Linked DNA regions of Homo sapiens: all the other regions are linked to region 3. Evidence: chromatin loops called from intact Hi-C (ENCODE). Cell type or tissue: PC-3. All regions are shown on one strand. Each heading gives the region's core, and the rest is flanking DNA. Links, peaks and the distances in the headings are about the cores only.

Region 1 (10,476 bases), core at 938-8,937, 51 kb before region 3:
TTTTGTTTGTTTTGTTCCATTTGTTCCCATAGCTGTTTATAATTAAATATATGGCATACTGCATTTAAGTACTTTATTAAAATAAACCTGTCGAAATTTGAGTATAAAAAGAAAAAGATACTTCTGTGAAAATTAAGCTGAACACAAAAACACTTGATAAAGATGTCTTAAATGTTGCTAGCAAATTAAATCTGAGTGACACTTAAAATGGGAAAGTGAGCTTCTAATGTTGTCCCATTTAATAATTTCCTGTTCTTTCATCCTGCTGTTTGCTCACTTTGTACATGTGTTCCAGTTCATCAATAGGCCTCGTAATCGTAACCAAACACAATATTTGAGATATGGCCCAGCCAGCATATATTATAACTTTTAAAATCTAACCTGAAAATTGCATCAACTTCCCCCAACCAGAGCAACATGTAATGTCATTTGGGGCTTAAAATAAAATACTTTAAAAATTGGATTTTTTTTCTCATGTGCTGAGATTACATGTCCCTAATTTTGTGTTTTGCTGCTAGGTTTCTTCGTTCATTGTTTACTTATTCACTTTAGTGTATGTTGGCTCTTTACCCTTCTTTCCACTAAATTTATCTTGTGAGTTATAGCTCATTTTTAAAGCTTTACATAATTTTTTGAAGTATTTCTTTGTTACTCAGTCTTTAAACCAAGGTTATCATATGTAGATCATACATACATTTTATCAGAATTTCATCAGTTTAATCTTTCAAATTACTGATTAAAATACCATAAGGAACAGGGAGGAAGACAGAATTCCACTGCCCTAATAGCACACTTTGAAGGTCATTGTTTGTTTAGTTATGAAGCACATCTTTCTCTTTTTCAATCACAGAGATACTGCAAATCCTGCTGCGTGCCTTACGTAGCCGAAGGTCTTTTGTTTAAAGCAAGTTCCTGTGCTCAAATCTGGTAAACTCCTTTTTAAAATGAATAAAGGAGCATCTCTATGACAGACCAAAATGTAATACAGGGTCTACAGGGAGCTCCTTGCAAACATATAATGTCGTAAGAGCAACACACCATTAGAAGAATGAGGGAGGGACTTAGGCAATTTTAACAAAAGAAATACAAACAGTACATTGATATGTGAGAAAACAAAAAAGAAAACCTATTGTTATTAATACCCAAGTAAAATTCAGAAAGCAGCACAATCACTTTTTCCTCCAAATAGATGTGTTTTGTTAATATGATAACATCTAGTATCAGAAAGGGGTTAAGAAAATAGGTGATCTCATACAGTGCTCATAAAAGTCTGAATTGCTATCACTTTTGTCGAATAGAATTTGACAGAATGTGCCAGAAGGTCAAAAATCTCTCACTTTGAATCAGTAATTCAAGTTCTAGTAGTTTAATCCTAAAAAAAACCCAGGTGTTCCCACATATAAAAAATATTTGTTGCATTATATAATTGTCAAATATAGAACACAATCTGAAAGTACAACAATTGTGAATTTCTTAACTGTATCAAGACATATCTACTGTTGGAATGTTATACGAATGTTAAAAATTATATTTTAAAGCATTGGCTTTTGTTTCTTTTAATGATACCCATATTTGACACATTTTTTAAAAAATATTAATTTTTCTATTGTTCCTTGCAGAGCAGGGCTAATCCATAGGCAGTGTGCCCAGAGTAGCCACATTTGATCGACACATACATGTGTTTGTGCGTATTTGTATATGTGTGTGTGTACATATATATGGTTACTGTATAAACTGTATTTGTGTGTGTTTATATGTACATAGAACTGAAATAACAATACATTCCCTTATGTGCAATGCAATCTGATTTTTAAAATGTATTCTGTACTTAATTTTTTTCTAAATGTTGGTTGCATCTCTCTAAATTGATTTCCTTACCAACTAATGCATTTAGTTGGTAAAACAACATTATTTTTGAAGAAACATCCATAACATGGGTAATTGAACAAAATGTAATCTCTTTAATACACACGTTATTCAGAATATGACATAGTACCATGCACAGTATAATTTCAGTTTTGTAAAAAAAATTTTAAACATGTATCTGTGTATAAAAAGGTAGAAGGACATAATAGAATGTAAATGATCATATTTCAAGTAATATTTATTTCTTCTCTTTTTTCTATGTTTTCTTCATTTTCTTTAGTGAACACATACTGGTTTTATTATGGAAAAATATTTTAAGAAAATGAAAGTATTTGGCTATACTTATTCTTTCTCAATTCTCTTAGGAAGCTAGTGACCAGTACTTAAATGTATATGTGTTCATAAGCTATCTCTTTTTAGTACGTAGTACTAGAATATTTTTCAGCATTCAACATTAAATATGACAGTTTCAAAACTAACTACAGAATCCTCTTCCTCTTGTCCTTGCCATCTTAATTCTCAAGAATTCGAGCTTATCTTTAACATTCTAGGAACTCACCCACCTCCACAGTTTTATAAAAATTATTCACTATGTTTCAGCAAACTCACTTGTAAGTTTACCTGGAAGAACTGATTTCATTTAAATTGTGCAAGAGCTTCCCTAACACCTAGCCTAGCTTGAATTCCTTCTTAGCACCTGCCTACTTGAAAATATTCTGATTCTATTAGTCAATCTGTTAACATTTAGGGTGTGACCAGTGACCCCCATCCCTCTCTCCACCATGTCTCTCCTCCCCCAAATTAAAAGTTAATTTTCCCAAGACCTTGGAATCTCATTACCCTGATTTCTAGAAGTTTATTCCCTTAATGAGATTTGCAGCCAAGGAGCTCAGCTCTTGCAAATAATCAACTACTTATTTGGAGACTGCTATAATATTAATGTTTAACAGCTGTCCGTTATCACTTCATCAGGCCAGATGACTTACAAAATCACGTAAGAAGGCATATAAAAGTGCTAATGCAGGTTCTACCAGCAAGAAGAATTCAAAGAGGGAACCGGAGGAGTTTAGGGATAGTTAGAAAGCTTTAGCAAGGACATAGATAGGAAGTTCATCTTTGAAGAGTGGATAGGGTCTGAACAGGTACATGCACAAACAGGTGACCAGCGGAGAGAGCAGCAGGCACAAGGGCCAGCCAAAGAACCACTTCGTGGGTAACAGTAAAGAGTCTGAAAGGCCACGGAACCCAGGTAGTGAAGGATTTGGAAATCCAGGCAAAGATGTTTATATTTATAAGTGAAACGGGAATTTTCAACATGAGAGTAAAATAACAAACATCTAGCATCCCTTAGTTTAGACTCTGCTAAGAGCACTGCCTATCCCTGGTTCAATAAGTGGAAAAGGCATTTTTCAACATGAGAGTAAAATAATAAACAGATAACATCCTTTAGCTCAGACTCTCCTAAAAACATTCCCTATCTCTGGTCCAATAGCATCTCATTTTACCACCATATGGTCAGTTCTTTTTATTAACATAGCTGTGGGGTTGAGCATCTGGTGAGACAGTTGGATCACATAAACCAGTGGAAGGGCAACGATAAGATTTTACCTTTCTTATCCCCAGTGCCTCTCCATAGTCTCTGCAGCCTACAAGGCACTCAAGAATATCCATCCCAGTCTACAGCAACATATGGGAGAGACTCGGAGGCAGTGGCTGGAGACAAACAAGCAGGAATTGCAAAAGGATAGCGAAAATGGAGGTTAAATTTTTTTTCAAAAAAAAAAAAATCTTTTTTTTTTTGAGGCGGAGTCTTATTCTGTTGCCCAGGCTGGAGCGCAGTGGAGCAATCTTGGTTCACTGCAAGCTCCGCCTCCCGGGTTCACGCCATTCTCCTGCCTCAGCCTCCTGAGTAGCTGGGACTACAGGCGCCCGCCACCACGCCCGGCTAATTCTTTTTGTATTTTTTTTTTGTAGAGACGAGGTTTCACTGTGTTAGCCAGGATGGTCTCAATCTCCTGACCTCGTGATCTGCCCGCCTCTACCTCCCAGAGTGCTGGGATTACAGGCGTGAGACATCGTACCCGGCCTCAAAAAAAATCTAAAAGATGTTGATAACTTTCTACTCTTCTCTGTAATCTGTTTCATAGCCACCCTTTAAAAATCTGCCCCTTTATTTCTGCTCAATCTCTTCAGTGTCCTGTATACTAGAAAAGACTACTGTGTTTTTTTGTTTTGTTTTGTTTTTTTGTTTTTTTTTCGAGACAGAGTTTCGCTTTTGTAGCCCAGGCTGCAGTGCAATGGCACAATCTTGGCTCACTGCAACCTCCACCTCCCGGGTTCAAGTGATTATCTTGCCTCAGCCTCCCGAGTAGCTGGGATTACAGGCACCTGCCACGATACTCGGCTATTTTTTTTTTTTTTTTTTTTTTTTTAGTAGAGACAGGGTTTCACCATGTTGGCCAGGCTGGTCTTAAACTCCTGACCTCAGGTGATCCGCCCACCTCGGCCTCCCAAAGTGCTGAGATTACAGGCATGAATCACCGCACCTGGCCATTCTGTGTGTTTTTATGACAGCAATAAAATAAGTGGGCTTAGTAACTAAAGCAAACATAGCTTCTCTCTATTTCCTTTGTGAAGAAGGGATTGCAGGAGAAGAATGTAGGAAGTTGCTTCCATCTCCCTAATGCCCCAGGCTCTCAGGCTATAGCTAAGAGCCTGGCCTTCATCAATTCCTACTGACTCAGGGCTCCTTACCATCAACTTTCTGTTATTACTTTAAGACCAAGAACGATTTTTTTTTATTTTTTATTTTTTATTTTTTTTGAGACAGAGTCTCGCTCCGTCACCCAGACTGGAGTGCAGTGGCGCAATCTCGGCTCACTGCAACCTCTGTCTCCTGGGTTCAAACAATTCTCCTGTCTCAGCCTCCTGGGTAGCTGGGATTACAGGCACGCACCACCATGCCCTGCTTTTTTTTTTTTTTTAAAGTAGAGATGGGGTTTTGCCATGTTGGCCGTGCTGGTCTCAAACTCATGACTGCAAGTGATCCATCCACCTCAGTCTCCCAAGGTACTATGTTTACAAGCATGAGCCACTGTGCCCAGGCCAAGAATGATGTTTTTAAAGTCAGTTAAAATTTATACCTTTGATAGCTCACTTGGAAAAGTTAAGGACAAATACATAGGTTGTTATTTTTGTTTTGAGAGTGTTGTCCCTAATTATAACAAAATCTCTGCAAACCATTTAGGACAGAAAGGAATTGGTTTGGTTGAGGGGAAGTTTTATTGTGACACACTAGAGAACTCTCTTTGTTTATGTAATTATTGTATTATAGACTAGGATGATGCTCTCTGTTCACTTACGTGCCAGCTGAAGTCTCAGGTTTATTTTGTCCTGAAACTGATTATATGCTGCTTTTTCTAGCATATTTCCATTAACCAGATATTACAAAATCTCACAGGATCTTGAGTTTTTGTTATGTTCTGAGTATATTTGTCTTTCTCTATAGATTTGTTTCCACTATAATCTGTTTCCTTTAGAATCTGACAGGAAGAGTTTAAATCACATAACACATATGTAATCATTGGGTTAAAAATAAGTATTATTCGCATAGAATTATTGTAAGCAATTTCGTTTTTTAAAAGTGCCATTGATAGGGTTTGTTAGCCCTTTTCATTTCTGGAATTAAGACTTTAAAACTTAGCTATAAAAATGTCTCATATTTGGTCGGGCACAGTGTCTCATACCTGTAATCCTAGCACTTTGGGAGACTGAGCTGGGAGGATCGCTTGAGCCCAGGAGTTTGAGATCAGACTGGATGACATAATGAGACCTCATCTCTACTAAAAATAAAAAATCAGCGAGGTGTGGTGGTGCACACCTGTGGTCTCACCTACTCGGGAGGCTGAGGCAGGAGGATCGCTTGAGCCTGGGAGGTCGAAGCTGCAGTGTGTCATGGTCACACCACTGCACTCTGACCTGGGTGATAGAGCAAGACCCTGTCTCGAAAAATTTAAAAAATAGTTTTTAAAAACCATTTCTCAGATTCTTCAATTTGGAAAAATTGGGAAAAGATCATTGGCAGGAGCTGGTTCCATACAGCATCCAAGGAACTGCACTGAAAATGATTGTTCCAAAATGGCTGACATGCAAATACCGTACCACGTGTACTTCCCTGGAAGTGATCGTGTTCTTTTTAACTTAATACATTGCAGTGGAGGAGTGAGCAACCAAAAGTATACACACAATCATTTCTTTGTGCACTAGAGTAGGGCTTATGCATTTTCCTTTCCACTATGTGAATAAGGCAGGATTTGCACATGGTTTACAAATAGATCCAAGTGTAAATCTTCCAATCCAGATGGCCTATTGGGCATCCATGCTGTCTGCTTTGACCTCAGTGCTGCACTTAAGATCTCTTTTTTTTTTTTTGAGACGGAGTCTCACTCTATTGCCCAGGCTGGAGTACAATGGCGCGATCTCAGCTCACTGCAACCTCCTCCTCCCAGGTTCAGGTGATTCTCCTGCCTCAGCCTCCCGAGTAGCTGGGATTACAGGTGACCGCCACCATGCCCAGCTAATTTTTGTATATTTAGTAGAGACAGGGTTTCACTATGTTAACCAGGCTGGTCTTGAACTTCTGACCTCAAGTGATCCACCTGCCTCGGCCTCCCAAAGTGCTGGGATTACAGGCGTGGGCCACCACACCCAGCCCAAGATCTGTTAACTGTTAGTTGTACCCAAGTTTGCCTTTTAGTTGTCTCAATATACAAAACAAATATCCTTATTGCACATTTGATAAATCTATACCACACACAGAGGTTTTGTTTGTTTGTTTGTTGAGACAGAGTCTCGCTCTGTCACCCAGGATGAGTGCAGTGGCGCAATCTCACCTCACTGCAACCTCCGCCTCCTGGGTTCAAGCGATTCTCCCTGCCTCAGCCTCCTGAGTAGTTGAGATTGCAGGCACCTGCCACCACACCTGGCTAATTTTTGTATCTTTAGTAGAGATGGGGTTTCACCATGTTGGCCAGACTGGTCTCGAACTCCTGACCTCAGGTGATCCGCCAGCCTTGGCCTCCCAAAGTGCGGGGGTTACAGGCCTGAGCCACCTCGCCTGGTCCACACAGAGTTTTGTTGTTAAAATACACCTGTATGTTTTCTCATTTTTGCCCATTGTTATGCTAATATCACAAAGCCCCAGGTTTACTGTGGGCCTGTATTTCTCTCTGGGCTGCTATGAAAAAGTATTTTTTAATTATTTCCTGGGACAAGAGTTTGTCGGGCTTAACTTGTATCATCCAATTTTTAATGAAGTCCATATCAGGCCAAGTACTAGTAGCTTTGAGGATTTGAGGATATTTGAAAAAATAAAAACAAAACCATAGAAAGAGAACCATGTTTTTTTTTTTTTATAAATTGATAAAGACAACAGTAGATGTCATTGTTCAAATAAAAAAATGACTGTATCTGAGTTTCAAATGGCTTCCAATTTCAATGTAACTATTTCACTCTTTTTTTTTTTTTTTTTTTGAGACAGAGTCTCGCTCTGTCACCCAGGTTGGAGTGCAGTGGTGCGATCTCGACTCACTGCAACCTCCACCTCCCGGATTCAAGCGATTCTCCTGCCTCGGCCTCCTTAGTAGCTGGGACTACAGGCACGCACCACCACGCCCAGCTAATTTTTGTATTTTTAGTAGAGATGGGGTTTCAACATGTTGGCCAGGATAGTCTCGATCTCTTGACCTCATGATCCACCTGCCTTGCTCTCCCAAAGTGCTGAGATTACAGGCGTCAGCCACCGCGCCCGGCCCATTCTTCTTCCCAGAATTTTGAACCAAATCACATTAATCTGTAGTTTTAAAAGAAACAGTTTTATATCAGCATCTTTCCCCAGTCTTCTACTATATAAGAATTCATTCCTGTGCCTCAACAACGTGTACTGATGTGTACCTTCCTTCATCCCACAAAGAGGAAGCACTTTTTTTTTTTTTTTTTTTTTTTTTTGAGACAGAGTCTCACTCTGTAGCCCAGGCTGGAGTACAGTGGCCTATCTTGGCTCACTGCAACCTCCGCCTCCCAGATTCAAATGATTCTCCCACCTCCCGAGTAGCTGGGACTACAGGTGTGCCCCGCCACACCCAGCTGATTTTTGTATTTTTAGAAGAGATGGGGTTTCACCATGTTGGCCAGGCTGGTCTTGAACTCCTGGCCTCAAGTGATCCACCCGCCTCGGCCTCCCAAAGAGCTGGGATTACAAGCATGAGCCACCATGCCCAGCCAAGTAAGCACTTTTTAAATATAAATTGTTCAGTCTCAGAATAGGTATATATGCACATGTGTATACAATTCTATTCATAGCACAGAGACTACAGTAGTAAACACAGGAAATGGCATTGTATTTAAGAACTGAATCTTTTTTATTTCAACATCATTTGATTAGCTTATTGCCCAGGATTGGGGTGGAAAAGCAGTATGATTTTAGCTTTTAATTTATAACTTTCTGTCCTTTTAGAGTCAGAATAGTGACTCTGGGTTTGGGTATCTTAATGAAGAGAGCATATAATGATAGTGTTAATAATTATAATGATAGTATAATGAGGTAATAGCCAACGTAAACTGAGTGCACAAAATGATCCATAAATAATTTTAAGCAATTTACTTGTATCATTCTTCACAACAAAATTTGAAAATAAGTACTATTATTATCCTCATTTTACAGATGAGGAAATAGGCATAGAAGTGGAGGCAGCATTTCAGTCCGTTATAGTCAGCTATAACAAAATGCCACAAACTGGGTGGGTAGCTTATAAGCAAAATAAATTTATCTCTCACAGTTCTAGAAGCTGAGAAGTCCAAGATCAAGATGCTGGCAGATTCAGTGTCCGATGAGGGCCCCCTTCCTGGTTCATAGACAGCCATCTTCCTACTGTGTCCTCACCTGGTGGGAGGGGCAAACAAGCTTCCTTCGGCCTCTTTTATAAGAGCACTAGGCCTGACGCAGTGGTTCATGCCTCTTATCCCAGCACTTTGGGAGGCCAAGGCAGGTGGATCACCTGAGGTCAGGAGTTTGGGACCAGGCTGGCCAAAATGGCAAAAGCTGGCCCTACTAAAAGTACAAAATTAGCCGGGCGTGGTGGTGCATGCCTGTAATCCCAGCTACTCAGGAGGCTGAGGTAGGAGAATCGCTTGAACCCAGCAACTCAAGCAATTTGAGGCCCTCCAAAGGTAGGGGCCTTTGGAGGCGGAGGTTGCAGTGACCCGAGATTGCGCCATTGCACTCCAGTCTGGGCAACAGAGTGAGACTGTCACACACACACACACACACACACACACACACACACACAAAGAACACTAATCCCATTAATGAGAGCTTCACCCTCATACATGGTCACTTCGCAAAGCCCCCACCTCCTAATAGCATCACACTGGGGAGTAAGCTTTCAACATGTGAGCTTTGAGGGGGACAGACAGACCAGAGCAGGCAGGAGTGCATATTTTATTTATAAAGCAGGGTCTGTTGTTAATAAACTGTTTTCTCTTTTATTGTTGTTTCTCCCATAAAGTGAATAAACATAAGCCTAGTGGGAAATGCCAGCATTAAACTTTGATATCAGCCGGGCGCAGTGGCTTGTGCCTGTAATCCCAGCACTTTGGGAGGCCAAGGCGGGTGGATCACAAGGTCAAGAGATCGAGACCATCCTGGCCAACATGGTGAAACCCCATCTCTACTAAAAATAACAAAAATTAGCCAGGCGTGGTGGCAGGTGCCTGTAGTTACAGCTACTCTGGAGGCTGAGGCAGGAGGATTGCTTGAATCCGGGAGGTGCAGGTTGCAGTGAGCCGAGATTTCGCCACTGCACTTCAGCCTGACGACGGAGTGAGACTCCGTCTCAAAAAAACAAAACAAAACAAAAACCACTTTAATATCTTCTACTCTCAGATGCTGAAAGCTAAGTTGTGGACCCTTTTTCCCAATTAAGAAAAAATTAAGAGAAAATGGTGCATGATTTTCATTGCTGCTGTTCATATCAGCAAAAGGGCCCTTATCAGTAATTATATGGTGTGTAAAGACAGGTTGATTATGGAATTATTAATCTTTTCTTAAACATATTGTCTTTTTCCAAAAATGTGGCTGCTATGAACTGAATATTTGTGATCCCTTCCCGCTCAAGTTCACATGTTAAATCCTAATCTCAAGGGTGATGGTATCAGGAGCCAGGGCCTTTGGAAGGTCATTAGATCATGAAGGTGATGGTATTAGGAGCCAGGGCCTTTGGAAGGTCATTAGATCATGAAGGTGATGGTATTAGGAGCCAGGGCCTTTGGAAGGTCATTAGATCATGAAGGTGATGGTATTAGGAGTCAGGGCCTTTGGAAGGTCATTAGATCATGAAGGTGATGGTATTAGGAGCCAGGGCCTTTGGAAGGTCATTAGATCATGAAGGTGATGGTATTAGGAGTCAGGGCCTTTGGAAGGTCATTAGATCATGAAGGTGATGGTATTAGGAGTCAGGGCCTTTGGAAGGTCATTAGATCATGAAGGTGATGGTATTAGGAGTCAGGGCCTTTGGAAGGTCATTAGATCATGAAGGTGATGGTATTAGGAGT
Region 2 (10,476 bases), core at 1,288-9,287, 660 kb before region 3:
GCTATAGTTGTTCCTGACATGGCTCACTATCCTACCAGGAAGAGACTGTGACTTTATCATCTTGGTATCTCCAATCCTGCAATAGTGCATGACACGTAGTAAGAATTCAATACAGGCTTGTTGAGCCCAACTAGAGTGAACTATTGTCTTTAGAAGAAACTCATGATTGTTCTGTTCTTGGAATCACTGAATAACAAATTATCCCCCAAAGTAGAAGCTTAAAATAACCATTCTATTTTCCTTATGATTTTGTGAGTCAATAATTCTGGAAGAGTGAGGTGAGGCTGTTCTTGCTTGAAGTCTCTTTTTTTTTTTTTTTTTTGAGACGGAGTCTCGATCTGTTACCCAGCCTGGAGTGCAGTGGTGAGATCTCGGCTCACTGCAAGCTCTGCCTCCCGGATTCATGCTTTTCTCCTGCCTCAGCCTCCCGAGTAGCTGGGACTACAGGCACCCGCTGCCACGCCCGGCTAATTTTTTGTATTTTTAGTACAGACAGGGTTTCGCCGTGTTAGTCAGGATGGTCTCGATCTCCTGACCTTGGGATCCACCCACCTCGGCCTCCCAAAGTGCTGGGATTACAGGTGTGAGCCACCGCACCTGGCCTGAAGTCTCTTGGGTAATTGTAGTCCGATGTTGACTACGGTCATCTGAGGGCTTGACTGGGATGGCCATCCAAGATGGTGCTCTCACGTGGCTGGCAGTTGATACTCTGTAGGATGGATGGAATCAGCTGGAACTGTCAACAGATTGCTGCCTCTTCAGCCTGGTGTTCTCCACGTAGCCAGACATCATCCGTGGTGGCTGGTGTTCCCCAGCAAGCATCTCAAGAGAACCAGGAGGAAACTGCAAGGCTTTTTCTGGCCTGGCACTAAAGGTCACACAACCTTGGAAGTCACTTCCACTGCATTTTATTGATATGAGTTAGTCACTAAGATCAGCCCAGATTCAAGATGAGAAGAGATAGCCCCTACCTTTCGATTAGAGCAATGTCAACAAATCTGTGGACAAGGTTTGAAATTCCCACATGACCTTTCCCATCAATTTTACTGCCTTCTCTCTCCCTTGCCCCCTTATAGGCAATCCATAATTTATACCCCTTGTGTTCCATTCCTCTTTTAACTGATAAATGAACTTTTTCTTAACTAATTCAGTGAATGCTGACGAACGAATATGTTGCTTCTCTAAAGCAAAATGTTAGAGAGGACTTTCAGAACTCAAAGAACAGCTTGAATAGTTCTTAATTTTTAAGAACAATGCTTTGTGAATAACATGTGTTTGAAAAGACAAGCTGACAGAACTGAAATCACACAGGATGTAGCTAACTACATGTAGAAATATCAAAATATGGGGATTATGTCCTAAGTACACAGAATTATACAAAGTTGGGCCCTAGAATATCAAATGCAATTGAACAATTGCCAGCTTTAATGGAGATAGAATTTATGGGTTATTTTAATGCAGTAATGCAGACCCAGGAAGGTACTAATGATCTCAAACAGTGTGTGACATTCTCAAAAAACATATTTTAACTTGAAAAATATATGCCCTGTGATACTCTTCAGAAGAGAAAACTCTGGCGGGGGGGCGCACAGAAAGAGAATGATATTTGAGATCACTATGATGGTTTGTTTAGGTTGTTTGCTGATCAGGAGCAAAGGAGACTAGGACTGAGATCATACTCAGTGAAAGGAGCAAGATGCTATTTTGGAAAGTGGAAAAAGTAACATATTTTAATGTAAAATGGGTGTCTATAAACGTTCCATTTTCGGCAATGTATCAGAGACTATCTCTATATAAAACTTCCTAGTAGAAAACTAATAAAAGTATACAAAACATCTGTTTCAGGGAATTTTTTTTTTTTTTTTAGACAGAGTCTCTCTCTGTCTACCAGGCTGGAGTGCAGTGGCGAGATCTCAGCTCACTACAACCTCCACCTCCCAGGTTCAAGTGATTCTGATGCCTCAGCCTCCCAAGTAGCTGGGATTACAGGCATGTGCCACCACGCCCCGCTACTTTTTGTATTTTTAGTAGAGATGAGGTTTCACCATCTTGGCCAGGCTGGTCTCGAACTCCTGGTCTTGAGTGATCTGCCCACGGTGGCCTCCCAAAGTGCTGGGATTACAGGCGTGATCCACCATGCCCAGCCTTGTTTTGGGGAAACGTTTTTGGTTGAAATATTATCTATATGCAAAAAAGTTCAACAACTGTAAATCTATTGCTCTAAAACTTTTACAATTGGTATTTTGAATATAATACCATGATCAAGAATATGATTGACATCCTTGAAGGCTCTCTCGTGCCTCTTTCAAGCTACTGTTCCCCCAAAAGTTTGCTACCATTCTGACTCCTATAGCCAGAAGTCAGTTTAACTTGCTTTTGATCTTTATATGTGAGAATGTTGTAGTATGAGCCCTACTGTGTTTGGCTTCTTTTGTACATGTTGTGAAGTACAACGTTAATGTATTTATTTTCACTGTTGTATAATATTGTAATGAATGAACATGCTTCCCATTATTTTTTCGTACTATTGTTGATAGGTTTTTTGGATTCTTTCGAATTTAGGACAGTGGTTTTCTTTTCAATTTAGGACAGTGGGATGATTTTCCTGCCCCAAGGGGATATTTGGCAATGTCTGGAAACAAGTTTGGTTGTAATGACTGGGGGAGGCTACTGGAATCTAGTGAATAGAGGCCAACGATGATGCCAATCATCCTATAAAGCACAGGAAATCCCCCACAACAAAAATTATTCAATCCAATGTGTCAATAGTGCTGTGGTTGAGAAACCTAGTTTAGGACAATTCCAGCAATCCTACCACAAACACCGTTGTATGTGTTTTTTGGTGAATTATATGTGCATTTCTCTTGGATGCATACTTAGAAATATAATTTCTGGGTAATAGAATAGGCACATGTTCAGCTTTAGAATATATGGCCAAACAGTTTTCCCAAAAGATTTTACCATTTTACACTCACCACCACTGGTATAGGAGGGTTTCAGTTGCCCTACATCCATCCAACCCAACTTATGAATTTTGGCACTCTGGTGGTTGTATAGTCATATCTCTTTGTGATTTAATTTTCATTTTCATGATGACAAATGATGATGAACACTTTTTCATATGATTACTGGCCATTTAAATATCTCCTTTTGTGAAATGCCTATTCAAGTATTTAGCCCAATTTTCTGCAGGGTTGTTTGATGTTTGCTTATTAATTTGCAGGATTTATTTATACATTTTTTATGTGTCCAGACCCAAGACTTCTCTCTCCACGTCACAATGTGCCCATAGATATGCAACCTGGAAGTGCAAGGAGCTGCCACCTTTTTGGGTAAAAATTTGACCACTGGGGGACAGGAATTGATGGATTAATAGTTACCCTTTTTATCCCACCCTGGACAAACATTCTGAAAGCCTGTTATATGTTTACACAGCCAGTCCTATTGAATTGAGCAACCAGTCACCCATATCAGAGGCCAATTCAATAATTTATCCTTAAACTTCAAAATGAAACATCTTTCTAGACTTTCCTGATAAATGATCTGTTCAGATTCAGAGTTTGGGATACCACAAAACTACAGGTGCTGTTTTAAGCTGATCTTGATGGATCATTTAAACAACAAAGTTCTTGTCTCTCTGAGAAGAGGTCTCAAGAAATCCAACTATGTCACAACCTTTGAGGGAATATAATGTTAATATTTGGAAGGAATGGATGCTAGTGATTATCTTGCCTGCCTGCAATGTTCATGTCAGAAGCTCTCTTACACCTGTCTGCCTCTGGAACTCAGCTTATCCCAGGTTGAATTGCTCTAAACAACATACAATATTTCGTAAATAAAGAGCCCAACTTCGTTCACCTCTAATTTCCATGCATTAACAGATAACTTTAAGTATGTATTTGCTATATTTATAACACTGTGCTAAAACCTTTATATATAGATCAGCAAATCCTCACACACAAAATAGTAAGTCTATTATTAGCTCCATTTGACAGGTGAGAAAATTGCACATAGCAGTTTAGTAACTCACCCAAGATTACGTAGCTCAAGTGTGTTGAAACACATTTGTGGGTTTTTGGTTCAAAATTCCTGTTTGATTAACTGCAAAGTTCCACTGCTTCACTTTGATCATAGTTCTCAATCCAAACATCATATATTGGTTGCCGATAGCACGTGACATAATTTCAAGTCCCTTGATATCACCACTGTGTTGTTCCTTAAGGCTGCTTCTCAGTGTTTTCCTATTGATGAGGAGGAGGAGGAGGAAGAAGAAGAGGAGGAGAAGGACAATGAATCACCTAGTTTGGCTTCCCTTATAAAATACAAAGTAGGTAAACTCTGGGGAAAAAAATGTCATCCTGTCCACTTCGAGAGGAACAGATGGCTCAAGCTTATAAGGAGCTAGGCAAACACAACTAGGAAACTGGAGCCTGGTCCTAAGCATACAGTGGGCTAATAAAAGAAAACAAACATTTAGTAACCAGCGCTGAATGAGATAACAAGAAAAATAACCACAACTATAATCACAGGGCTTTAAGCAAGCCAGGGGGAGCACAAAGGGAATGTCATCCATATAACACAGTGGTTGCCTTCCTATTTTCTCATCCTGAGAATGTTTAATTTCTGCTTTATTCTTAGTGACTGACTCAATGAAGGCAGAGATTAAAGTGGAAAGACCATGGGCTTTGGGGCTGCACATACTTGAGTTTAAAATCAGAATTTGCCACTTACCAGCTGTATGTCTTTGGGGACATTGCTTGATCTCTGAGGCTCAATTTTCTCATCAGGAAAATGAGATTGATAGAACAGCGTCTTTCAGGGATTTTGTGAATGTAGGTGTCTGGGATGGGTTTTCTGAGAAACATGATGAGATGGCAATTTGCATGTAAGAGTTTTATTGAGCTGTTCTCAATATTGACACCTTCAAGGGGAGGGGAAAATTAAGACTTGTTATGCAGTGACAGTGGAAACCTCCTCTGACGCTGTAAGAGCTCTGGAGATTAGATGAGTCCTCAGGATAATCCTGCCTATGGCCAAGCCTTTATGCTTTTCCACCATGGACCAGACATTGGATGTGAGCTGCTTCCAGGGAGGCCGTGTGACCTTGGGCTGGGTGGCTCTCCTTAGCTTAAGCAGATTCCCTGAGAGCTGATTCCCCAAGGGCTTGGAGAATGAGTGCTTCAGTTGTGAAGGTGGATCTGGGCAGTGCCCCACAGTGTCCACTAGAGCAGGTATGCCCCCCACCGCATGATTCAATAGATAACTCCTTACCTTACCTCTCCTTCCCACAGCCTTGTGCTTTTCCTTAAGATGTTGCAATTGGACTTCAAGCTGCCACTGTCAGGGTCCACCCTTGGCTTCCTCTGTCTTCCTGGTCCCAGTCCCAGCTCCCTTTTCTGCTAGTCTTTCAGGCAAGACCCAGCCAGTCAGTTCAGAGACTTTGAGAGTTTCCTGAAAGCTACCAGCTTTTTGAGCTCAGGTTCTAGAGTTATTTATCTTGGACATCTCTGTCCATTACTATGCATCTCTGCTTAGTCTAGATACTGGAGCTTAATCTCCAAATGTGAATCTGGCTCAGATCTGAAAAATTGCGAATCGCCAGACAGCTCAGGTAGAAGCCGACAAAGGAAGCCCCATTGAAATTGTTGGTATGGAGGTCAGGGCTTTTCCCATGATGGGTGGGTGGGAATAATTAGCTAGCTGCCATACAGTGCTTCCCACGTAGCCTGGAGGATGATTGAATTTTATTTTGTATGATATGCAAACCCTTCCAAAGCATCAGTGCTGGCTTTGATTGGTAGCAGCTAATATTTATTGAGCCCTAGTCATGGGTCACATGCTGGGCTAAGTGGTCCATGTGGATTATGCCACCTTGTTCTCGCTGCAACCTGATGAGGCTCCCACATGGAGGGCTGTATTTTCTCCATTTTGTAACTGAGAAAACTGAAGCTTTGAAATGATTTATTTATTAAGGGTCAATGTACTTTGAATCCAGGCAGTATGACTCTCAACATCTATGCATAAATTATGGTCTAAGGCATTGGGAGAGGTGCAGAATCCATACCTGCTCCCTTAGATCCAGGAATGACCCCTTTGTGTTAAGGAGGAGCCATGGGGTTTGTAGTGGATTGAATAGTGTACACCCAAATTTATGTCCATCTGAAACCTTAGAGTGTGATCTAATTGGAAATAGGGTATTTGCAGATATGATTTAAGATGAAGTCATCCAGGATGTAGGGTGAGCCCCAAATCCAGTGACTGGTGCTCTTAAAAGATTCGTGGAGGACACAGAGAAATAGACAGGAGGGAAGGTCATGTGACGATAAAGGCAGAGGCTGGAGTGATGCAGCCACAAGCTAAGAGAGGCCTGGGACCACCAGAAGCTGAAAACAGAGTTCTTCCCTAAAGACCAGAAAACGTATGGCCCTGCTTAGCCTTGGATTTCAGACTTCTATGTTCCAGAACTGTGCAAGAATAAGTTTCTGTGGGCTTAAACCACCATATTTGCAGTCATTTGTTATGGCAGACTTCGGAAATGAATAATAAGGTAAATAGAAATGGCTAAACTGGGAACCATTGGCTTTCTGGTTCTCAGGGCCAATTTTTTTCTATAAAATGAAGCTTTCAGTCTACATGACCTCGAGGAGCCCTTCACCTTTGATCCTAAATCATGCCATTCCCTAATACAATCTTGGTGACAGCTATTCTGTTTGTCACATTCATTAAGACCAGGCAGTTACCCAGCTCCTACATATGCCTTTTTAAAATGGCTTTTCTGCCACAAAAATCTTAAATAAAATGCAGTATAAAGTGACTTCAATTTTGAAAGTACCCTTCATTTGTTCTTGCCGTTTGTTCACCTCCTGAGCCAGGCACTTGGAGCACAAATGACAGCATCAGAGGTTAATGCGAGCATTTATATTTGCCTGAATTAGTCATTTTTTCCCCAATGGCCTGTGTCAGTAATGTCTAGGCCCTAGAGAGAACGTGTCTCTCAGAAGTGGAGGATCACATTAATCACCTGAAAAAGGCTGAAAAAGTGCAGCACTTTTTACAGCAGAGACAATGCCTGTGTGATTGGTTTCCTTTAAACTTTCAAAAGACAAGGCTGGGACTAACATCTTCTCATCATGGAAACAGCAAGTTGAAACAATATAAAGTAGATTTTTACCCCTAAAATTCTTTGCTCCTCGGTCATTTCAAAACTGGATCTAGTCATGGATCATGTTCCTTCCCTTTGGAGAGCCTTTCAAGATGCCCATGGCGGAATCCTAAAGACAACAGGAAGTTGAAGCCAAGAAAGGTTAATTAACTTGCTCAAGTTCACCCAGACAAAAAGTAAAGGAGCTAGATCCAAACTTAATGAGGTCTGACTCCAAATCTCTGTCTCCCAGGCTGGAGTGCCGTGGCGCGATCTCAGCTCACTGCAAGCTCCGCCTCCCGGGTTCACGCCATTCTCCTGTCTCAGCCTCCGGAGTAGCTGGGATTACAGGTGCCCGCCACCAAGCCCGGCTAATTTTTTGTATTTTTAGTAGAGACAGGGTTTCACTGTGTTAGCCAGGCTGGTTTTGATCTCCTGACCTTGTGATCCTCCCGCCTCGGCCTCCCAAAGTGCTGGGATTTCAGGCGTGAGCCACCGCACCCGGCCCAAAGTGTGGGTTCTTAATCCCTACCCTACTTCCACGGTGTCTCCATTCACAGAATGGAGTAGCTGGAAGTAAGAACAAAGAAAATGAAACCAGTCAAGAGACTGTTGTAATTGTTATATTGTTTATTGCAAAAAAATTCACACTGGATTAAGGTAGGAGTAGCACTGTAGAGGCAGTGGATTGCAAAATTAGGAAGACAGAAGTTAGATATGGAAATGAATTTGATGTAGAAGATGCAGGAGATAGAGGGCTGAGATAGATGACACCTACATCGTGTCTTGGTAAATGAGTATATGATGGTGGTAGTCACTTAGATAAGGAACACAGGAGGAGGGATATGTTTGGGTACAGATGGTGGATTCAGTTTTGGACATGCCAATTGTATCTCTATTCCTGTGGAGGTGTTCGGTAGACAGTTGTCTAAATGGTAAATGTATTAATCCCTCCTGTTTTTGCATTTCTTCAGATTTGCTTGGTTACTCCCACCTTCCAAGCACTTGGCCACTTGCTTGGTGGACAGCCGCAACTGTTGCCACCCTGACTGTCAACAATACTTGCAGCCTCAGCTACTTCTAGAGAAGACCAGGCTCTCGCATGTTCCATCATCCCCAGCACAGAGAAAGTCACTGCAGTTCTAGCCTCCAGATCTGGCCTAAATGGAACCAGTGGCTCTGGCCCCTCCCATCACTTCTGGTCTCATAAAGAGCCACCCTGGGAGATAAGCTGTCCAGTCTCCCAAATCCTGGAACACAGTGAAGTAAACATTCTATGTGGTGAAATTTCACTGATAAAAGACAAAAGATGGAGAGAGGCAGTAGATCTATTTTCCTTTCTTCTTCACTATTGACTGTTTCACAGCACAGTGATGCCAGCATTCTGCCTGGAGACATCCTGTGTGAGAGAACAAAAGAGCTGCCCTTTCCTGGAGGCTGTAGCCAACTTCGATGTGTAAAACTTAATATTTGTTTCCCCTATTTTTCTTTTCCTTTCATTCTAGATTCCTGGATCGTGCCTCCTACCTAAACAAAGCATTAGCTTACAGCTTTTTCCTTTGATTCTGTTTTCCAGGGAACTTAGGTTATGACAATTTGTACAAGGAGTGGCTCCAGAAAGCAGATTCTCAGCATGGGGTTTTGAGAGTGGTTTTCCTATCTGTCTAAAGGGAATAAAAAGCTGGAGTAAGTGTGATGGCAAAACCCCTCTGGCATAGAGAACATGATACATACTAAAGCTTTCACATTTGTTTAATTGGGCAAGGTGCAGGTGAAAGGGAAGGAGATGAGAGATCAAGTGGGCACCACACTAGATTGATATAAGGGCAGGAATAATGGTAAGAGTTGTGGTATGGGGTGAGTATTTTTGACAGTACTGAAGATCTTACAAAAATATAAAAAACAGTAAGTCTAGAGTAGTTAACTGCCAACTTAAGGAATACTGTACAGTTAGAGATTTCTGTGGCAGCTTTAAAGGAAAATATTGTCATCTGCAGCCTGAGGGCATGCTCTGTTGAAATTTCAGATTTATGATCTGATTATAAGTGTGGCTGAATTGCAAAGGAGGCTGAATGCATAGCTTTGACACTTTACTATGTCAAAGTCAAGGCCCTGATGGGAAAATAGTAGACCCCAAGACCTGGCATGGAGACACTGGGAAGTGTCTCCTATACCATACCTATAATCTCATACCTATAAATTAACTCCAAGTCGTTCTGGCAGGAAAAGCAACTTTCTTCCCCTTGCCAAAGAAGAATAGATTTTCCTTGACTGGAAACTGTACAAAACCTGATATAAATGAGGTCACTTGCAATATGATGTTAGGTCCCAAGCTCCACTCTCTCGACATCTCATTGACTTCAGGCCAATAAACGGGGTCAGACTTTAGCACAGCCTGAGCAAGGAAATACAACCTCTGTTTCAGGAAAAAAAGTAGCCAAAATATGCCAAAGGAATTGCAGGGCAAGACTAACATGGACCAGTAGAAAGTGGGAGAATATGTGTGAAAGGGAATACTGAGAGTGTTAGACTTGGGTGGTGAGCATGCTGGAGCATGATGAATAGAGATGAGTTTATTGACACGGGAAGGACTCACCCATGGCTTGGGATTTAATATTTTGCTCTGGAAAGACACGTGTGTAGGATATAAACCTGGTGAAGATTCATGAGCCTGGCATATTTATGAAATTAAGCTAGAACACCTGCCTGAAACTGGGTCTTAAATTTTGTTGGAACAACTTGAAGCATGGACATGGCAATGGGCTAGAATTAATAGGATGGAGATGCCAGAATCTCCTTGGCCTAAGATTGAGGAAAGAGTCAGATGGCTCATGAATGTGGAGTGTTAGGATGGATTTGTATGTAAAACCCAAAACCTACCACTTGGCAGTTTCCCAAGGAAAGTCTGGAGGCTCCTTTCACCAAGGCAATCAAGAATGTGCTGGCGAAGGAGGGGAGGAACCAGGGTCTTTCCAAACCTTGGTGGTGCTTTCTTCTGAGGCCAGGCTTGAGAGTGGAAGATGCTGGCATGGAACTGGCTTCCTTTCTATCAATGGGTGTGATAGGTTTCTGGAAAGTCAGAGACCATGTTTAGCATTTAACTCCCAGAAGTGAAGTAAATATATGTATTAATTATATATTGCTAAATGCATTTATTCTAATGGTTTGTGAATTCATTTGTATTTACATATATAATCACATTGTCTGTACATAATGAGAGGCATATTCCTTCCTTTCTCATCCTTATGTATATATTTTTTCTTTTTGTTGCCTTATTGCTTTGACTTGGACCTTTCTTACAAGGGTAATGTCTTCATCTCACTTGTGATCTTAGA
Region 3 (10,476 bases), core at 1,406-9,405:
GAAAATACCTTTGTAAGAAATTAATTCCAGATACCTAGCGAAAGTTCAGTGAATCTTAGGTATTATTATTCTTATTACTTAATGTCTTTGAATCTGAGCTCCCTCAAGTGTATTACAGGGAGAATAATAATAACATTTATCTTACTCTACCCACAGAATTATTCAATGAGTATCAAGTCAGCCAGAATTTTGAAATCACTATGTAAAGCACTAGGCAAATATATAATATTTCAAGGAATTACTATGACTTTGTCTTTGTTTCCATTGCTCTATCCATTATTACAAAAATTGGCTGTGTGATTAACACGCAAGAGTCAGAAAGAGATGAACTTCTGTACATGAGACCTACCTTGTCACCCTTCCAACCAAAATGGGCTAAATACTCACAAGTATCTTGGCAGAATGTTTTTATGGCTAACACAAATGGCTTTATTTGTAAAAGTGAATCATCATCTCGTACACTTGAAAGTTAGAATACAGTCTGCTTTAGAATATTAAAAACAGAATACAGGGATGCTTTCGCTCCCTTTTTACACTACACTGGCGTCAGAATATCAGGATAGTTTTAAAAAATATATTGCGGGGAATGGATAGTTACCTTGTTATTATTTGTCCATGTTAATGGTGTGTCTCTTCAAAAAATGATACAGGCTTTTTAGATTTTTACTTTCTATTCTGGTGCAAGAAATTAAATTTAAATATACTTTGACAAATCCTTTTTCTGTTTATTTCAGCTAGATAGGAATTTTGGAACCATTGTTGGGTCCATTGGAAAGGAAAATGTGTCCATTATGCCAGCTGAATGTTGGAGTTGATATTAACAATAATTTACTGTTTAAAGCAGAGAAAACAGAAATATAGGTGAATCACTAAGTCATTTGTGAAAAAATATGAACTAATCCATTGTTTTATTTATTTATTTATTTATTGAGACAGTCTCACTCTGTCACCCAGGCTAGAGTGCAGTAGCTAATCTCAGCTCACTGCAACCTCTGCCTCCCGGGTTCAAGTGATTCTCCTGCCTTAGCCTCCTGAGTAACTGGGATTACAGGCCCAGCTAGTTTTTGTATTTTGAGTAGACATGGGGTTTCGTCATGTTGGCCAGGCTGGTCTCGAACTCCTTTGGCCTCCCAAAGTGCTGGGATTACAGGCGCAAGCCACCATGCTGGGCCAATTGTGTTATATTTAAACATATATCCTAAAGTCTTAAACAAATAACTCAGAACATTAGTCTGAATTCTTCAGTTGCAAGCAAAGAAACCCATTCTAGTTAACTCGCAAAAAAAGAATTTGGGAAGCCTGTCGGGACTCACACACCTGAGGGGAAACTAGACCATCAGGTTGGATCTGAATCCACCAGGCAGCCTCGACAGCAGGAGCGCAGGCCCTGCACCTTGGCTGTAAGGCAATGAGAGAGAGCTCCAACCATGTGCCCACTCTCCAGCCCTCTGCACCATGATCCTGGCAGAATGTTTCCAACAACCTGAGTGGAAGTCACAAGTCTGTCAGGTGGTAATTTGGGAGCTAATGAGAGAAAGCCCTTATTTGGGGTGCTGGGCTTTAATTAGTGTTTTTGGAAATAAAGAGGTAGATCTGCTAGAATGAGTAGCCCAAATGAGGTCCCGGTCCCAGTCAAGACTCCTCCAAGTCTTTTTTTCTTTTCTTTTTTTTAGAAGGAGTCTCACTCTGCAGCCCAGGCTGGAGTGCTGTGGTTTGATCTCTGCATACTGCAGCCTCTGCCTCCTAGGCTCAGGTGATTCTCCTGCCTCAGCCTCTTGAGTAGCTGGGACTACAGGCACCCGCTACCATGCCTGGCTAATTTTCGTATTTTTAGTAGAGACAGGGTTTTGCCATGTTGGCCAGGCTGGTCTCGAACTCATTACTTCAAGTGATCTGCCCACCTTGGCCTCCCGAAGTGCTGGGATTACAGGTGTGAGCCACTGCGCCCGGCCATCCAACTCCTATTGTATCTGGATATGTTGACCAGCGAAGGCTGCCCAGAAGCAGTGAATATAATATTTCTTGTCTGGGCTGCCTTCACTGCTTCTGGGCCACCTCTTCAGGTGAACATAGCCACATAAATATAGATGGGAGGTTTCAAAAAATACCTAATCTGATTATACGAGGTTCCTAAAATAAACCTCTTCATGGCTTCTAGCTGTGTTCTGGGTAAAAATCCAAGACTCTTATTTGGTTCTTCACAATCTCTGCAGTCAGAATGTTTACGGCTCAAATCCTGGCCCCACCATTAGCATTTCACTTCCTGTGTCTCAGTTTCACTTTTTAAAAAATGAGCATAATGGTTGCTGTGTGATTAAAAGAGTGAATACAAATAATACAGAACAGTGCCTGGCCCAGAGTCAGGGTTTTGTAGGTATTATTTTTCATCTTGTTAACGTTTTTACCTTTACAATTATCTAATGAAAAAAGCATCCAGTTTAGTCTTGGTAATAGGATTGCAGGCACCTGAAGTCCCACTGTGATTGACTGCATGTATTATGGGTGAGGTAATTTCCAAAAAAGAGACTAGGTTACTGTTAAGAAGAAAAAGTAAATGCCAGATGGTGTATTATTAGTCAGGCCCCTCCAGGGAAAACAAAAAACCAGAACCAATAGGAATGTGCATCTATAAAGAAATTTATTTTAAAGAATTTGTTCCCATGACTTCTACACTGCTGGTGGGAATGTAAACTAGTACCACTATGGAAAACAGCATGGAGATTCCTTAAAGAACTAAAAGTAGAACTACCATTGGATCCAGCAATCCCACTACTGGGTATCTACCCAGAGGAAAATAAGTCATTATATGAAAAAGTATACTTGCACATGCATGTTTATAGCAGCACAATTTGCAACTGCAAAATAATGGAACCAACCCAAATGCCCATCAATCAATGCGTGGATAAAGAAACTGTGGTATGTATACACGGTGGAATACTACTCAGCCATAAAAAGGAATTAATTAATGGCATTTGCAGCAACCTAGTTGAGACTGGAGATTATGATTCCAAGTGAAGTAACTCGGGAATGGAAAACCAAACATCATATGTTCTCACTCATAAGTGGGAGCTAAGCTATGAGGATGCAAAGGCATAAGAATGACACAGTGGGCTTTGGGAACTCAGGAGGAAATGGTGGGAAGGGGGTGAGAGATAAAAGACTACAAATTGGGTGCAGTGTATACTGCTCAGGTGATGGGTACACCAAAATCTCATAAATCACCACTAAAGAACTTATGTAACCAAACACCACCTGTTCCCCAATAACCTTTGGAAATAAAAAATTAAAGAAATAATTTAAAAAAAAGAATTTGTTCACATGATTACAGAGGCTGACAAGTCCTAAGATCTGCAGGGTGAGTCAGCCAGCTGGAGACCAGAAAAACCAATAGTATAGTTCCAGTCTGAGTCTGAACACTTGAGAATCAGAAAAGCTGATGATAAAATTCCAGCTCAAAGACTCAAGACTCCAGGAAGAATGGATGTTTTCAGTTTCATTCCCAAGCCACAAGAAGAAAGTTGATGTCCCAGTTCAATAGCCGTCAGGCAGGAAGAATTCCCTCTCACTCAGGGGATGACCAGCAATTCTGTTCTACTCAGACCTTCAACTGACTGGATGAGGTCCTCTCGCATCAGGGAGAGCAATCTGCTTCACTGAGTCTGCCAATTTAAATGTTAATCTCATCCAAAACATCCTCACAGACACATCCAGAATGACGTTTTACCTGGGCATCTCCTGGCCCAGTCAGTTGACACATAAAATGAACCAATTCAGATGGCAAACAAATAGTAACAATGTTCTACATGCAGTAATTTGATTAATTTGGTAGAATATTGCAATTTATTTAAATTGCTCAAATTCATAGGGCGTCAGCATTGAAGTGCCATCGTTTAAGCAAATGGGAAACTGAAGATACCATCCTCTTAATAAGGCTAGTCTCCGTGTTACTGGTGGAGGGGGTCCATATTTAAATGATTTTCTGAACTAGGTACTGAAGTCGCTAAGCATAGGCAATTATGTAAGTAATACTTTGAGACCCGATTCTTGAACCAGATTAAGAATTCCAAATTTACATCCCTACTGCCCAGCTTCAGAGTCCCCGTGCAATTAAAGGAAAAGAGACCTTTTATTCCAAGAGCCTTGATGTCTAAGACACAAAGTTAGGTGACTTTTTTTTTTTTTTTTTGAGATGGAGTCTGACTGTTGCCCAGGCAGGAGTGCAGTGGCGCGATCTAGGCCCATTGCAACCTCCACCTCCTGGGTTCAAGCGATCCTACTGCCTCAGCCTCCCGAGTAGCTGGGATTACAGGCACCCGCCCCCATGCCTGGTTAATTTTTGTATTTTTTCTTTTTTTTTTTTAGTAGAGACAGGTTTTCACCATGTTGGCCAGGCTGGTCTCAAACTCCTGACCTCAAGTGATCTGCCTGCCTTGGCCTCCCAAAGTTTGCTGGGATTACAGCAAAGTTAGGTGACTTTTTAAAAAATCTTAGTAAGTGTTTTCTTTTAGATGTAGCCTCGGATCGTCACTCTTATTGGACCACTCTCTAAGCCTGGTTTCTCTTGTCATCACTTGATTTCCTCAGGACTTAACAGTTGTCTTTATTCCTCAATATAATCTGAATCCACAGAGAAGTGTGTACCCACAGTTCCATCACATGGGTGCAAAGACCGCACAATCTATCCTTCAAATGTTCTCTCTGAATATTTAAGGTGACGGGTATCTCAACTACTCTGACTTGATCATTACACATTATGTGGATGTATTAAAATATCACATGTAGCCCCAAAATATATACATATATTATGTATCAATAAAAAATACAATTTAAAAATGTATCTTTGAACAAAACAAATTATATTGGTATGAATCACAGACTCCCAGACAAAGTTGATCCACATGTTAGCACATTCTAAACCAGTGGTAATGTGACCCTGGTGAACCATTGCCAAAGTCACTGAAAGCTTCTTACAAAGAAGAGAGAAAGCAAGAAAGGTGGTTCACACCTGTAGTCCCAGCACTATGGGAGGTAGAGGTAGGGGGAATGCTTGAGCCCAGCCTGAGCAACATAGTGAGACCCCATCTCTACAAAAAAATACAACAATTAACCAGGCATGGTGGCATGTGCCTATAGTGCCAGCTACTTGGGAGGCTGAGGTGGGAGGATCACCTAAGCTCAAGGAGGTCGAGGCTGCAGTGAGCTGTGATTGCATCGCTGCACTCTAGCCTGGGCAGCAGAGTGAGACCCTGTCTCAAAAAAGAAAAAAAAGAAAAAAGAAAAAAAAAGTGGTTTTCAAGTCCTAAGGGTGAGGATGTAACACATTCCTAACTATTTAACAAGTCTGACATCTAGTGGTCAACCGGTGTATCTAAGGTAGCTAGAGGAGACAGATCGACCCTTATTCAAGTTAATTGTGATGGAAGTATTGTGTAGATATTGGAAGTGTACTTCTGACTGTCGGAGTCAGTGAGACTGGGTTAAAAAGGGAAGAATGGAAATTATTATGCAAGCCACTCCGATGTTTGTTACACCTAAGATAAAGTAATTGAAGTAGACCAAGAGCCGGGAGTTCCGAGTAATCACTTCACAAAGGAAAGGGAGACAGAGAAAAAAGAATGAGGCAGGGCGTAGTGGCTCACGCCTGTAATCCCAGCACTTTGGGAGGCTGAGGTGGGCGGATCACTAGGTCAAGAGATCGAAAAAAAAAAAAAAATTAGCTGGGCATGGTGGCGTGCACTTGTAGTCCCAGCTACTCGGGAGGCTGAGGTAGGAGAATCACTTGAACCCGGGAGGCAGACGTTTCAGTGATCCAAGATCGTGCCACACTGCACTCCAGCCTGGCAACAGAGCGAGACTCCATCTCAAAAAAAAAATAAAATAAAAAATATAAATAAATAAAAAGAATGAGCCTGAGGCAGTGCATATTTGCATGTTTCTTAATAATAATCACAATAATAGCTATTTGACATGATACTATATGATGAGTCTTACACTAAATGTTTCATACATTGCTGTCTTTCCAGAAACTGAAAAGTATTATAATTCCCACGTCATCAATGATGAAACTGAGGAGCAAGGTGACTTGCTGAGTTGCCCAAATTCTTACAAACAAGACTTAGTAGAGCTAAATCACTATCTTAGATCCATTTGTTTGTTTGTTTTAATGTGAGTCAGGGTCTTACTCTGTTACCCAGGCTGGAGGGCAGTGGTACAATCAAAGCTCACTGCAGTCTCGACTTCCTGGGCTCAAGTGATATTTCCACCTCAGTCTTCCATGTAGCTGGGGCCACAGGGGCACACCACCGTGCCTAGCTAATATTTTGTAGAGACAGGGTTTCGCCATGTTGCCCAGGCTGGCCTTGAACTCCTGGGCTCAAGCAATCCCCCTGCCTTGGCCTCCCAAAGTGCTAGGATTACAGGTGTAAGCCACAGTGCCCGGCCGATCCTAGATCTTTTACATTCCAACTAGGCCACCACGCCATATTGTCTCTGTTATTCAACAGGCAGAGGAAGAGAGCAAAAGCAATTTATCCTCTCTGAATTGACAAATTATTATGGCATCATATTCATCCATACATTGAAGACAAGTTTTTAAAAGCATCATACAGAGTTCTTGAGTGTTTCTGCTATTCAATTGGTGTGTGTGTGTGAATCATATTGGATTCTCTTTGATCCTGTTTCATGTTTGCTTTCGTTTTTCCTTTAGAATGTTGTAATTTCCATCTGGAGACTATATTAGACCAGAAAGGGCAATCAAAGAGATTTTTACTCCCTCCATATCCCCATTTTCTGGACAGAGAACAAATTCCCAATAGACGTGGATAGCTTGAAGCACCGCCAAACTTTCACTCTTGCAGAAGCCTTTCAACCAAGGACAGTGTTTTAGGTGTCTTTCCAACCTAAACCCCGCCTTCAGAAATTCAGTGACCTGCTCAAAGATTTTTAAATTTAGAGATTAGAGGGCCCAGGCAATAACCGTTCCTGGACTTTACATTGCTTTGTAGGCTAAGTTTTGTGTCACTCTAAATATCTTAGGACATTATTCAGTTTGTACCTCATAATTTCTGGAAGAACTCCTCTGAATCCTCCAGATGACAAGGCACTTACCCAGAGCTCCCAGATCCCCTGTCTGTGTCAGACACCCCTACTATAATCGAGCTAGAATAAGGGTTCTAGGGGCAACGTGATCCAAAAACACACCAAGCAAGTGACCTAGAAAATGTTCCAGCTGGGCACAGTGGCTCACGCCCGTAATCCCAACACTTTGGTAGGCCGAGGCAGGTGGATCATGAGGTCAGGAGTTCGAGACCAGCCTGACCAGCATGGTGAAACCCTGTCTCTACTAAAAACACAAAAATTAGCCAGGCGTGGTGACATGCACCTGTAATTTCCAGCTACTCGGGAGGCTGAGGCAGGAGAATCACTTGAACCTGGGAGGCAGAGGTTGCAGTCAGCCGAGACCGCGTAACCACACTCCAGCCTGGGCGACAGAATGAGACTTTGTCTCAAAAAAAAAAAAAAAAAAAAAAAAGAAAGAAAATATTCCTATGCATGAAAACAAGGAAGAAAGTGGATGGTGATGTACATGAATGAGGTGCTGGGGGGCAGGTGGGTACACAGAAATTCATAAAGCTGGCATGCTCTCACTGCTTACAACAGTCATTGGCCATTAAACAATGGACCGCTTGTCCTTAAAAGAACTGTCGAGCAGGAAATGGGCAGGCCCGGGATCAGATTTCCTCTCTTGTCTAAAGCCTGGATGTTGCTTCACTCAAGAGCTGGATTCTTGGTTCCAGGGGGCCACCTGACTCTCAGGGTGGTACATTGTAGACAAAGCTGAAATCTATGTGCTAAAAGAGCTGGGTAACCGGATATGCTAAGTTTGGAAGCCCAGGCATGTGGTCAACAAGCAGTGTCGGCCAAGTTTAATACCAATAGGAAGCGGCTTCTTTTTTTTTTTTTTTGAGACGGAGTCTCGCCGTGTCGCCCAGGCTCGAGTGCAGTGGCGCGATCTCAGCTCACCGCAAGCTCCGCCTCCCGGGGTCACGCCATCCTCCTGCCTCAGCCTCCCGAGTAGCTGGGACTACAGGCGCCCGCCACCGCGCCCGGCTAACTTTTTGTATTTTTAGTAGAGACGGGGTTTCACCGTGTTAGCCAGGATGGTCTCGAACTCCTGACCTCGATCCGCCCGTCTCAGCCTCCCAAAGTGCTGAGATTACAGGCGTGAGCCGCCGTGCCCGGCCGGAAGGGGCTTCTTAATCCACCACATGCTGAGAATTGATTGCTGGCCCAGTAGTGTCAGAACACACCCAGGGCTTTCAGCTGCAGTCGGGCCTCTGCACCCAAGTCTTGATGGCATCGTAATTAGGTCACCTGCGGCCTAACCTGGGGGACGATGACTCCGCCAGCCTGCCAGGGATGGTTTCAACAGCAGGACTGCATGGCAACAACAGCCACAGCAGTGAAAGCACTGACATTGCTCCAATAAGATGGGCAACGCCCAGGGCTGACCCTTTAAAAATACCCATGTAAGTAGATGCAGGTTTCATTTTATGCCTAAAGTGGGTGAACGGGATTATAGTTAGAATCCTGCAAGGTGTCTGTTAAAAAATCAATTACTTTGATATATCACCTCTCTGAACTTTTTTTTTTTTTGACACAGAGTTTCGCTTTTGTTGTCCAGGCTGGAGTTAAATGGTGTGATCTGAGCTCACCGCAACCTCTGCCTCCTGGATTCAAGCTATTCTCCTGCCTCAGCCTCCTGAGTAGCTGGGATTACAGGCATGTGCCACCGTGCCCGGCTAATTTTGTATTTTTAGTAGAGATGCGGTTTCTCCATGTTGATCAGGCTGGTCTGGAACACCTGACCTCGTGATCTGCCCGCTTCGGCCTCCCAAAGTGCTGCGATTACAGGCGTGAGCCACTGTGCCCGGCCACCTCTCTGAACTTTCTGTGTCCATATGCTCTCTCAGAAGAGCTATAGTTGAGAAGGTTTTCAACTCCAATCACCATTTATCTTCCAACTTGGGTGGGGAATAGGAATTAAAACCTCAGGGGCCGAAGTTTTTCACTCTAATAACTTTTCAGGAGAGGGGAATAGAAGTATAAAATATATTTCTTCAGATGTATTTGTCTTCCTTGGAGATTTTTTAAAAATGATTTTCATTCTTTTAAAGTACCAGGGATATTCCTTTATTCTTGGGGCATGCATGTCTGACCCTGGCCCTGACTAAATGCTGGTAAAAGATACTTTGAAGAAAGCAAGATAAATTGAAAAAGTCCCTTGTGGTGTAATCCCTTTTTCCCCTTTACAATGACAGTACAGTATAAATGAGATGGTCTGGATCTTTGTAGATGGTTTGTCTTATTTATTTTCCCACTTCTCCCCAGTTTTCTCTGCTTTCTGCAAAGGACCATAACACATTTTTTTTTTTTTACCTTGTGTCTCCTTCTTCATGCTTCATTTTATACATTCTAAGTTTTTTTAATTCCTATTTTTGCTAGCTAATATTTAAGATTTGCAGAATCAAGGCAGCTTGAGTCTTATCCTGTTTTATATCCTTTGATAAGGAAAGTAAATGTATCGTGCCACTGCACTCCAGCCTGGCGACAGCAGAGTGAGACTCCGTCTCAAAAAAAAAAAAAAATTAGTGAATAAGCTTGAACTGAGCACTTCTTCTCTTCTCTTTGTTTCATTCTTAGGTGATCTACTTCATCAAGTTTCCTGGCTTTTTTCTTTTCTTTTCTTTTCTCTTTTCTTTTCTGCTTTTTCTTTTGAGACAGTGTCTTGCTCTGTTGCCCAGGCTGGAGTGCAGTGGCGGCATCGCGGCCCACAGCAGCCTCAACCATATGGGCTCAAGCAATCCTCCCACCTCAGCCTCCTGAGTAGCTGCGACCACAGGTACGTGCCACCACACCTGGCTAATCTTTTTTTAATTTTTTCTTTAAAGACAGGAACTTGTTATTTTGTCCAGTCTGGTCTCAAACTCCTGGGCTTAAGCAATCCTCCTGCCTTGGCCTCCTAAAGTGCTGGGATTACAGACATGAGCCACTACGCCCAGCCAAGTTTCCTGGTGTTCATTTGAAGTGTATATTTGAGCTACACATGGTGGTGTATTCCTGTAGTCCTAGCTACTCAGGAGGCTGAGGTGGGAGGATTGCTTGTGCCCAGGAGTTCCAAGTATAGCCTGGACAGCATAGTGAGGCCCCATCTTTAAAAAAAAAAAAATTTATATCCAATAACAGTCAAATATATGAATTCCTGGTTAAACTCCCCAGACAGACTCCCAGCCCTAAATCCCAATCTCAGCCATCTATGTGGATGTCTAACATAGCCAAAATCCATACTCTTGATTCCCATAGGGCAACACCTGCACCATGTTGACCTTGCAGTTATCAGAATCCATCATTTAGGCGAAGGCTTAAACCACAGCTAAATCTGAGTTTTGGCAGATGCCTTGTGATTTCCCCAGAACA

The links. Peaks named below come from ENCODE experiments on the same cell type or tissue, not always from the same donor. Only the 100,000 strongest peaks of a DNase experiment are listed, where the experiment ranks them.
Region 1: it touches region 3 in a loop (2.3-fold over the local background); 4 of 110 quality-filtered maps call a loop at or near these places.
Region 2: it touches region 3 in a loop (2.7-fold over the local background); 6 of 110 quality-filtered maps call a loop at or near these places.

What each region holds. Positions count from the first base shown.
Region 1 is chr1:240,777,836-240,788,311 of GRCh38, reverse strand. The region is part of intron 18 of RGS7 (regulator of G protein signaling 7); the gene reads left to right. Among named protein-coding and RNA genes, the nearest start is that of GREM2, 170 kb to the right of the region's middle. In PC-3, for the core only: no CTCF peak of the experiment used is centred there; a DNase peak (open chromatin) is centred at 4,501; H3K4me3 peaks cover 435 bases; H3K27ac peaks cover 1,136 bases.
Region 2 is chr1:241,386,090-241,396,565 of GRCh38, reverse strand. No RefSeq gene overlaps it. Among named protein-coding and RNA genes, the nearest start is that of RGS7, 34 kb to the right of the region's middle. In PC-3, for the core only: no CTCF peak of the experiment used is centred there; a DNase peak (open chromatin) is centred at 4,415; H3K4me3 peaks cover 287 bases; H3K27ac peaks cover 600 bases.
Region 3 is chr1:240,727,374-240,737,849 of GRCh38, reverse strand. No RefSeq gene overlaps it. Among named protein-coding and RNA genes, the nearest start is that of GREM2, 120 kb to the right of the region's middle. In PC-3, for the core only: a CTCF peak has its summit at 5,366 (motif pointing left); a DNase peak (open chromatin) is centred at 5,369.